4 separate regions of the Mus musculus genome follow, and all the other regions are linked to region 1. The links are chromatin loops, found by intact Hi-C in ENCODE. Cell type or tissue: heart. All regions are shown on one strand.

Region 1 (2,500 bases):
ATAGATAGCCCCAACCCATGCTTCAGTTTCTCAAAATGGCCTTTGCTGTAGCTCTCAACTGGTCTTGTCGTCTTAGCCCGCCATTCTTCAAATCTTACAAGTCTTAGTGAGCTTTCTAAAATGCACGTTGAATCACATCACTTAGCTCCTTGCTTACCACCCGTAACGGCTGCCCTTTACCTTACAGCCAGATTTCCAGCCTATCATGCTGCAAAGACAGATAGGTAAGGGCCACAGGAAGAATAGGGTGAAGGAAAACTGGGGCTTTACCTGTAGGGGTATCTTCCACCCAGTTTCTCAGGACCACAGCCCTTTGTGAAGAGAACCCAACAATGGAGTTGTTGCTTTTGTTTTGGAATCCCTTTCAGTTTTAAATGATGAAGAGGTGGCACAAAAGCAACCATTTACCCATTTGTCTAAATAAGGCAGAGCAATAAACAAGGCGGCCTATGTGCCCATCAGCCCATGGTCACCAACGCCACTCTGTCCCCAAAGGCCGCATCACTCCAATCTCCTTACCTACCACTCCTGCCAGTACAGGTGGCTGTGGTTCTGTGGACACAGCACACATGCCCCTCCCCGTTCTGAGTCCCTCCTCCTTCTGAGCACTTGGCCCAAATGTGTTTCAAAGTCTCAGACCCAGCCCTTTGCTTTGTTTTCCAGCCTCGGTAAGAACTTCCTTCTGCCAAAAGTTCTTCCACTGTTCCTCCCAGCCCGGCCACTGTGACCAGGCGTCAGTGTCCATGTATGGAGCCCACGACACAACACACTGTTGGCGGGATCTTTGCACTTAGAGGCTTCGCCCAGGATTCTGTGCACTCATTCAAAGCACGGACTCCCGCCATTCCACCCCACCCTGTCATTTCACCTCAGTATGTTCACCATTATTTTGAAAAAAAAAAGAACAAAGAGCAGCGTCTGTAGAAAAAAACAGAATCTGAATGGGAAACTTACTGGGTAAACATACCCATGATGATTTGTGGTTACTTACTTTGCATTGAGTTGGCTATAACACCAGTCTTGGATGTCTAGGGATTCTAATCTGAGGGGAAGCACTCATTAGTGTTCTTCAGGGAAACTGCAACAATGGTAGCCAGGCTGTGCTGGTTTTTAATAATGCCAACTGCTGGCTCTGTTTTCTTTGGAGCTTCTAAAGCAGTGACGGGAAGAGCCGAGGTGAGGACAGGTGTGGACAGAAGCTCACAAAAAGAACCTTTCTCAAAGCAGCACACTCAGGAACTAGGAGAATTTTGAGCAGGAATAAACCATACTCCCCCTGGTGGCCAGCATGGGGGTGGCCAAAGGAGGACTCTGCTAGTTGGGCTTGGTCAACTCGATTTAGTCCTATCTGGGAAGAGAGACTTTTAACTGAGACAATGCCTCCCTAAGATTGGTCTGTAATAAAGTTTGTGGGGACATTTTCTTCACAAATGATTGATGTGGGAGGGCCTAGCACACTGGAGGCAGTTCCATCCCTGACCTAGTGAGCTGCGTTCCCCCACTTCCTCTGCTTTGGTTCCTGCCTTGAGTTTCCTACTTCCTTTAACGATGGAGTGTGACCTCAGAGTTCTAATCCAAAATAAACCCTCTCCTCCCCGAAGTGCTTTCTGGTCATTGTGCCTTGTCACACCAATATAAAAGCAGAATAGGACAGAGACACTGTGATTGTCTGGATCCCCTTCTCGACCCTACTGCTCCTCTGAGCCTCCACCACCCTAGTTCAGTGCTTGAAACCAGAGTCACAGCTCTCTTCAAATTCTGCGGAGATTCATGGGGCCTCCTAGTCTCTTGATCTTCCTATACGCAGAGTCCTTCTCCCTGGCTCCTCCTTGGCATCTTGTGACTACAGCTCTACCACCATAGACACCACTTGTCAACTACTGTCTCCATTTTTCCAATCCCTTATTGACCAGTCCTCAGCCTAACCTGTTCGTAGCTTCCCTCAGTGTGTTCAACGTCCCTGTCTCACTTGCAGCCTCTCTATCAAAACACAGAGTAGTCAGAATCCCAAATTCTGAGTTTTCCAAACATCTGATTCACCTCAGACCTTCTGGAACCTACTTGAGAGCCAGAGGTCTGCAGAAGCGTCAACAAAAGCAGCAGTGTTAAAGACCCACTGTCTAGAAGCCCTTCAGCACTGGACGGACACCCTCCTCACCCCTCTACACCAAAGCAGAAACTTGTCTCTTATAAGAGGCCTCTTTAGGCTATACCCGTCACTGACTCATCAGGGTCATGGTCACCGTCTCCCCAACCCCCACCTTCTGGACATCTGGCCGCACCCCTGTTATGATCCCATTCAGTGTGGCATCTGCCTTAGTGAAAAACAAACCCCAAGGCCCCGCGGCTTGTCCTGGTTCTTCCTCCGGGGCCGTTGTACTCCAGGTTCCCAGGCTTCAAGTCCTTGATCATGCCCAGAACTCTTGTCTAACCCGGCTGTCTTTAGTCCTTTTCCAAGTCGCCTCTCCATTTGCACCTGCTACAACCGAGGCCTGACAAT
Region 2 (2,500 bases), 51 kb before region 1:
CCCAGGGCCTTCTCTACAGAGATGTCAGATGTCCAATTTCCTATGTGACCACCAGCTTAGTGTCTGCCCCACCCATTGTTTTGTAAGAGCCAGGAGGCTGGATCTGTCTTCATTCATTAAGTTCCTATCACCAGGAGAGATGTGAAGTGCAGATTTGGGAATGAATGATGAATGGGTAAATGAATGAATGAGTGTCACCTTGCGTCGCTGAGGTGAAGGAGCAGTGCTGCTCCTGAGTCAGCTTTAGGCATCAGATGATTCAGCCCAACCTTCTCAGTCAGTACCATCGAATTTCAAACTCCTCAGTGGGCACAACACCTCCATTCCCAGGGAGCTGCAAAGCTACGGAAAAAAAAAAAAACAAAACAAAAAAAAAACGCCAAACACAAGACTTACGCTAGTTTTTCTCTTTAAAAACTATAATTGGGGAATACCATTGATTTAGATTTCAACAATTTATTTATTTATTTAAGTTAAACCATGCACACACAGATGGCTTCAAAGTGAGCAAATATTGGGCCAGGTCTTTTCTCAGGAGATGAGGGGGCTGGAGAACAGAGAGGAGAGGAGGAGACAGCCGGGAACTAGGGCGGGGGAAAGCCAGCCTCGTGACTCATCCGTCGCAGGGTCGAACCAAGGCTCCAGGTCACTGTGGGGCGGTGGAGCCCCTGGCTTGGATGCAGGCTCACGGCTTGCCAGACGGGTCTGCCAGCGCATCTCCATTATGGGGCGGTTTCCGGGGCGGCCCAGCTTTCCTTTAGACCTGGGGGATGCCTACCCCCTGCACCTCTCAGGTCCGGGCTCTGGCACATCTTGGTCAATATCTTATATCTTAATAAGGAGCTTCAATTTTCTCCCTTTTTCAGCCAAGCCCAGTTTGCTCCTGGCAGGCTTGGAAGAAGTTCACAAGCCTAGTGTGTGCTACTTTTTCTTGCTCTGAAAGAAGTTTGGAATAGTGAGTGGGGCATGTTGCAAGAATAGGAGTCCACTCTGTGTGTGTGTGTGTGTGTGTGTGTGTGTGTGTGTGTGTGTGTGAGAGAGAGAGAGAGAGAGAGACAGAGAGAGAGACAGAGAGACAGAGAGAGAGACAGAGAGACAGAGAGAGAAAGGCAGAGAGGGAGACAGAGACAGAGAGAGACAGATTGGTTGTACTCTGTGTCTACACAGTCTGTCTGGCCTTAACCTCAGGAGGATCTGAGAGGTACATTTTATTATTATCACATTTTACAAATGAAGAAACTGAGGCACGGAGCGATCTGTCCCCCTTGCTAAAGTTTCACGTCTAATATGACTGACTCAAAATTCCAACTCAAGGTGTTTACCACCGATTGGGCTTCCTCCCTCCCCTTACAGTAGAGACTGGAGCTTGGGAGCCGCCCCTCACCCCTTACCCTGAGTCTTGGGGGCCCCCCGCTGTTGTCACGACAACCAGAAACCAATAAGGAGCAAGCAGGCGGCAGGAGGCTCCGCCCCAGCCCCACCCCTCTCGGAGGGCTACTGGCTGGCTATAAGGGCAGGAGACCGAGCGGCGGGAGCCTGAGCCAGGGAGCGCGAGGCGCAGCGAGTCGTCTGAGCGTCTGGAGCGATCGGAGCCACCATGTGCGGTGAGTGCACAGCGGCCTTCTCCCTCAGAGCCTAGGCCAGAGAGCCAGGCACAGGGGACCTGCTAGGGGCGGCGATTGTGGGGCTTTCATTAGCCAGGCCTTCCTTCCCCGCGCGCGGACCCAGAGTGACGTCTCGGGGACATGGGGGCGTGGGGAGGAGGACGACTAAACTCCGTGTAAGAGGAACCAAGCCAGGACCTCACAGAGCAGGGGCAACGAGGCAGGTCCCAGAAAAGGAGCCCCGCAACACAGAGGTGTCTCCACCAGGAGGGTGCTTCCTTCACTTGGCCCACAAAGGCCGCCACGAGCAACCTCATCATTCCGGGCTCGGAGTGGTGGTCCAGAGTCCCAGTTTGCCGCGCCCACCGAGGACAGGAGACCTCACCTGTGCGGTGTCAGCAGCCCGCCCCGGGGCGTCCCAAACAGCTCCTGGTGCGCTCAGAAAGGTTTGCCCATCTTGCTTGCGACTCAAAAAGAATCTCCTGTCCCTAGAAGGGTGGGAACTGTGGAAAAGCTTTGCTGGAACGAGCTCTTGGCGACAGGATAGATAGTGACTTCCCCGGAGCCTTGGCCCAAAGCTAGGAGCGGGAGCCCTGGACCGGATAGCTGCGCAGCCCGGAGCGACGCCGAGGTGTCCAGCCGGGTTTTGAGAGCAGAAGGGAGGCGGCCGCCCTGGGCGCACATCTGCAATTCCTTACCCTCCTGGCTGGCTGGGCCGCCTCCGCTGGCTGGCTGGCCGGGGAAAGCCGGGAACTTCTGGGACAAAAGGTCACTGTGCGCTTTTTTTTTTCCTGCCTTGAGTAGGATTCAGTTACCCACTCCAGCCCCCTGCGGCTGGAGAACCTGGTGGAACTTTTGAAGCCATGAAAGGCGCCTCTCTGACTTTGCTGAAGGCT
Region 3 (2,500 bases), 130 kb before region 1:
AGGCAAATTCCTATAATGCCTTTATTTGTAGTCAGGACCAAGTTCTGTATATCAGCGTCTATGTCTGTTCAAAAAAAAAAAAAAAGCCTGAAATTTCCCAGCAACCATAATACATCTCAACTTATACAAGGATTCTCTTTCAAGAATATTCCAGTCACACTAGAAAATGTCTGCCACATACATTTTTGTCCACGTTAGCAAGCACCTGTGCACCTGTGAAATGGCTACCTGACCTACTTTAATATCTACCTGATAAAAATACCCGCTTCCTTCTCCAAACCCCAAATACTTAACAACTATATCACCCTTAACGTCTGCTTTATGACTACCCTCCTAACTCTAACATCCTGATCCAGTCTCTTCATTCTAGGCTTGGTTCCTCAGAGCCAGGTCAGAGAATTTGACTAGACCACTGGCTCCACGTAATTTTAATTCTAAAATGTATTCTTCAAAGCGCCAACTTCAAAAGACTGGCAGCAATTACAAAAAGCAAAATACGCCTTCACAATCTTTTGACCAGCCTACAGAACGGTTGCGGGATGGTGAAAATTTCTAGTGTGGGAAAGACAGTGCTATTACACACCGAATTGTTTTTTCATTTATTCTCCAAAGTTAAAATTCCAAGCAGAGGCAGAGAAGAATTTAGACCTAGTAGTCAATCAGGCAATCTACCTGTAAAACAGGTTTACCTGTACTCAAATTCTAGCAGATTATTTAAACACAGTAACAAGATGGCCTGTGCACAATGTTGTCACTTGCAGAAACAGTTAAAAGTAAAGAATTACAGTTGCTTATGAGCAGTCTCTGAAGACCGTTGTCAGGGTAGAAAGAGTCAAGGCGGGGGGGGGGGGGGGGGGGAAGGGGGGGTCACCAAAGTAAATAACCACTGTCTTTGAAACTAGGTTAAACTAGGGAAATTTTCTTCCAGAAATTAGTACTTGAGTCCTGAGTCCAATAATCTCTTCAGCTGATAATCACTTCTTTGGCCACGTAATCCGCCCCGCCCCTACCAATATCTGCGTTAAACGGACTTTAAAATACTTTAGGAGAAAAAGGGTGAGCATTAAGTCAATCCACGGAGTGCCAAGTTCCACGCCGCACAGTGCACACCCCCCCCCCCCCAGCACAGCCACTTCTCCAAAGTTGCCACCGGTTTGTCCCTAGTCCCGGCACCCCAGCTCCTCTCTTGAGGTGCGTGACCGGCCGGAGGCGGGGGTCCGAGAAGCCAGGGTTCACGCCACCGCCCTCTGTACGCCACCGCACTGCCGTCAATCAACACTCCCACCCCCCACCCCCAACCCAGGCCGAGCCCCGGGACTCCGCGCGGGGGGCGCGGCCAGGGGACCGACGGGATGGCGATCGCTGTGTGTGAAGGAGGGGGACGGACAGACGTCACTCCGAGAACTCCTAAGTTGTGCGCGAGTGCGCGCTCGGGGTCCCCGCCGGGGCGCGACCCCTGGGGGGGGATGGGGGAGCGCAGGCAGCAGAGCCTCGGCGGGACGTCGCTCGGGCCCGTCGCGCTCACCTCTCGAGCTGCGCCGCCTTCCTCCGCCGCTGCCGCCGCCTCCTCCCGATGAGTGCAGCGGGGTCTGCCCTGTGGAACCACCATACCAGTCCCGCCCGCTGCTGCAGCGCCTCCGCCGCCGCTCTTTGTTCCCCCTCCTCGGCCGCCGCTCCTCAGCCGCCCGCCTCGGCCGCCCCGGACCCCACGAGCCGCCGCTACGCTCTGCCGCCCTCTCGGACCCCGGCCTCGCCCTCCTCGCCGCGCCGGCCGCCGCCTTCGCCTCCGCGCCGTCGACGCCGCCGCCACCGACGCCGACGCCTCCTCTTCCGCGCCCCCCTCGTTTTCATTGAAAGCAAACAAGCATCATGGCGGCGGCCGCCGTCCCCCTCCCACCCCAGCCAGCGAACGCCCCGCTCACCGCCGCCTCTCCAACATCCCGGCTTCTCATTGGCTGACGCTGCTGGGCGCGACTATCCCGCGTCGTGCGGGGGTGGACTCTTGGCAGCCCGACGCTTTAGCCCCGTCCGCGTTCCCCCCGGTCTCGGAGCAGTGAGCCGGCCCGGCGCGCTCCTGCCCGCCCTCCCAGCCTCTCTTCCCGCTCTCTCTGCGCCTTTCCTTCTCCGCGCCTTCTGTCTCCTCCTCTCCTAAAGCTGTTTCTCCGCGGTTTAGTTGCTCTTTTTCTTTCTCGTCCACTTTTATCTCCACTTTACCCTTGATTTTTTTTTCCTCCTCTTGATTCATTTTGCTTTTTCCTTGGCCTGTCAATCACTTGGGAGCACAGATTAAATTCTCAGACGTTTAACCCTATCCAGTGTCTTGATCTTCCGAGAAAGAAAACTTACACTCTTCAATAGTCAACTAATTGTTCCTGCCCTAACTATGCAGGAAAAAAATAATTAATAGGCAGGGTTTGTTTGTTTTTTAAATTATGGGGTCCTAATTTAAGTAACGAACTATAGCTGCATTCGAGGGCTAACATAGTCTACTCAGGACATG
Region 4 (2,500 bases), 120 kb before region 1:
TAACGTATTTGCGATGAGTCTCAGAACCAACAGGAGAGAGAAATTAAGGCGCAGACATCTTTTAGCTAAACAAAGCACTCAGCGTCACTTCTCATCTCCCCATGGATTCTAATTAGCTTTCCTTGACATTTATTCTCCCACTTCCGGAACTGTCCCCGTGACTGTGAAGGTCATAGCTTTGAGTCTCCTTTTCTTGGCTTGCCTTTTTCAGGAAGCTGGTTTCCCTCGAGTGTTAATGGCTGGCTCTCTTCCTCCTGTTCTTATTTACGTGGAAGAAAGGAGCAGGATGTTGGGGTAGGACTTTTTGACTGACGATGTCATCACGACACAGACAGGGATTACAGACACCCTTCTCCCAAGCTGGCACTGCTGGTCATTGCCAGGAAGCTGGGAAGGATGCCAGAATACACCCGGGGTTGGAGGTCTCGAGCACCTCCAAGGATACTGCCATAGCCCTATTTGCCCACTCCCCATTACTGTGGGATACTTTACCTGCTGGCATCCCCTCCCCCTTATGTCAGGGGACCCTAGGACCTTTATACCTGGGCTTTCATTTCTGTAAGGTTTTGAGGAAACAGCAGAAAGCCAATGCACACAGCTAAGTCAGTTGATACTTGAGAGTTCGTTTCTAACCTCCAGATATTTCTCTTCTTTCTTGCCCATGCTTGTTAAATGTACATGTGTGCAAAAGTCATCCCTCCATAGAGATTCTGGACAGGTTACATGCCACCCCTCAAGATACCCAACCCCAAGAATGCTCCAAACTTTTAATAAAATGACATCTAACTTCACATATGTGTATACATTTACTCATGCCTATGACACCATAGATTTTAAGTTATCTCTAGACTGTTTACAATACCCAATACATTGTCGTTGCTGTGTAACTGATTGCTGTAGTGTGTTATTTAGAGAATAATGACAATAAAAATAAGGCTTGGAGCACTATTCAGAGTCCATCTCTGGTCCCAGTCACTCCCTGTCCTGATGGCATCTCCCAATCTCCATCTATAGTGAGTACACTAATTTTTTGCTTAGGAAGGCAAAAATCCACATGCATATGAGTGGTCCTAACAGCCTCACCACCAGTTCACAAAGGCTGCCTGCATGGTCTTATTGATCAGCCAGATTTCTAAGCCATTGGCACAGACAACAGAGCTGGGATTCAGTTCTCCTCAGCATCTCAGATGTGGGAATTTTTTAGAGATGTCATCTGCGCTGTTTGAGTCTTGCCTTCCCCATTAATAAGATGAAGGTGAGAATCTCTTCTGCAGAAGTGTTAGGAATATTTGAAGAGATAACGCTGGGTCCAAGAAGGGGAACTCGCCCTTTAGGAAGGTGTTGTAACTTCCCTGAGTGCCACCAGGTGGAGCTATTAGCATCTTTGACTAAGCACCACAAGGCAGCTGCTGCTTCTGCTTCTTATCTGTCTTGTTTTAAAATGATGACTCCCCTCAGGAAGACAGAATCTGAGTCTTTGGTGTCAAAGCCATGCACACTTTAAAGATTATCAAATGATAACTGAGTGTTTTCAGGGCCCAGCCTGACACTTTGATACATGGTTTCAATGGGGAATGATTAAAGCAAGATAATTATGAAATCTATCACCTCACATGCTTATGATCTTTTTAAAACTGGAAACATTTAAAAGCTGCTCCTTTAGCAATTTTGAAATTTGTAATGCATTATTATTTATCCTTGTCATGATTTTATGCAACAGAGTATGCATATTTTATCAAGTGTTGCTACTCCATGCTATAACAAACTTCTCTTTGTGCATTGATTGTCTCAGTGACAGAACACTAACATGCTATGTCTATGCCTGTACCTCCTACCAGATGCCTGCATTTGCATCTGCCTGGTTCCTCTGCAACACTGCCACTGGGTGTCCTTAGGCTTCCAGAGTTCTAAAGGCCTACATGTAACTCAAATAGTTACACACACACACACACACACACACACACACCTGGGCTCTTCAAACTTCTGCAGAGACCACTGCAAGTACCAGCACATTCTGAACATGTGTTGAAAGTAGTGAGCATGAGGTTGTTGAGGGCGGGGGCCTCAGGAAAAGGGACTGAGGCGATGGGAGACACTTGGAGTTCAAGATAGGCAATGTTTCATATTGGTGTACTTGGTGATATAAAAACTCTTGGGTTTGTGTGCTCTGTCTGTGTTCTTCCATGAAGTTACCAGAGCCTGTGGCAAGTCACCCACTGTTACCTCCCACTCACCATCCCGAATGGAAAGGAGCTCATGCCTTCTCTCTGCTGCCCTATCCATCTGCTGCTGAGGTTCTATCAGTGGACCACATGCTGTATCCGGCATGTTCAACCTGCTTGTGAATAAGGCCACTTCAAAACATCAAAAGGTTAGACATACCTACTTCTGGTCCCCTCGGCTAGAGCCTTAGGCACTCCCCTTTCTTGTCTCCCAAGTACGGTGGATGCTGCTCCCCGAACACATCCACTTCTCCTCATCATCACTCAACTGAAGCGAT

Evidence for each region. Hi-C counts contacts between places; a loop is a spot of excess contacts. Peaks named below come from ENCODE experiments on the same cell type or tissue, not always from the same donor. Only the 100,000 strongest peaks of a DNase experiment are listed, where the experiment ranks them.
Region 2: a loop joins it to region 1, with 1.9 times the contacts of the local background. A loop is called at or near these places in 4 of 42 quality-filtered maps.
Region 3: a loop joins it to region 1, with 2.4 times the contacts of the local background. A loop is called at or near these places in 22 of 42 quality-filtered maps.
Region 4: a loop joins it to region 1, with 5 times the contacts of the local background. A loop is called at or near these places in 25 of 42 quality-filtered maps.

The regions. Positions count from the first base shown.
Region 1 is chr11:49,843,883-49,846,382 of GRCm38, forward strand. It overlaps Gm36507 (a long non-coding RNA gene), which reads right to left and starts at 2,415. Exons shown (of 4, transcript XR_003949545.1): 1 at 2,333-2,415. In heart, a CTCF peak has its summit at 1,293 (motif pointing left); a DNase peak (open chromatin) is centred at 1,279; H3K4me3 peaks cover 816 bases; H3K27ac peaks cover 798 bases.
Region 2 is chr11:49,792,640-49,795,139 of GRCm38, forward strand. It overlaps Gfpt2 (glutamine fructose-6-phosphate transaminase 2), which reads left to right and starts at 1,516. Exons shown (of 19, transcript NM_013529.3): 1 at 1,516-1,604. The coding sequence starts at 1,598. Gm36507 (a long non-coding RNA gene) reads right to left here. Exons shown (of 4, transcript XR_003949545.1): 4 at 1,599-2,500. In heart, no CTCF peak of the experiment used is centred here; DNase peaks (open chromatin) are centred at 662, 1,492 and 2,312; H3K4me3 peaks cover 1,897 bases; H3K27ac peaks cover 1,617 bases; H3K27me3 peaks cover 278 bases.
Region 3 is chr11:49,710,829-49,713,328 of GRCm38, forward strand. Cnot6 (CCR4-NOT transcription complex, subunit 6) reads right to left here and starts at 1,894. Exons shown (of 12, transcript NM_212484.2): 1 at 1,526-1,894. In heart, a CTCF peak has its summit at 1,480; DNase peaks (open chromatin) are centred at 1,413 and 1,963; H3K4me3 peaks cover 2,384 bases; H3K27ac peaks cover 1,823 bases.
Region 4 is chr11:49,726,703-49,729,202 of GRCm38, forward strand. It overlaps Gm36411 (a long non-coding RNA gene), which reads left to right. Exons shown (of 4, transcript XR_879826.3): 4 at 1-948. Among named protein-coding and RNA genes, the nearest start is that of Gm36411, 14 kb to the left of the region's middle. In heart, a CTCF peak has its summit at 1,350 (motif pointing right); no DNase peak of the experiment used is centred here.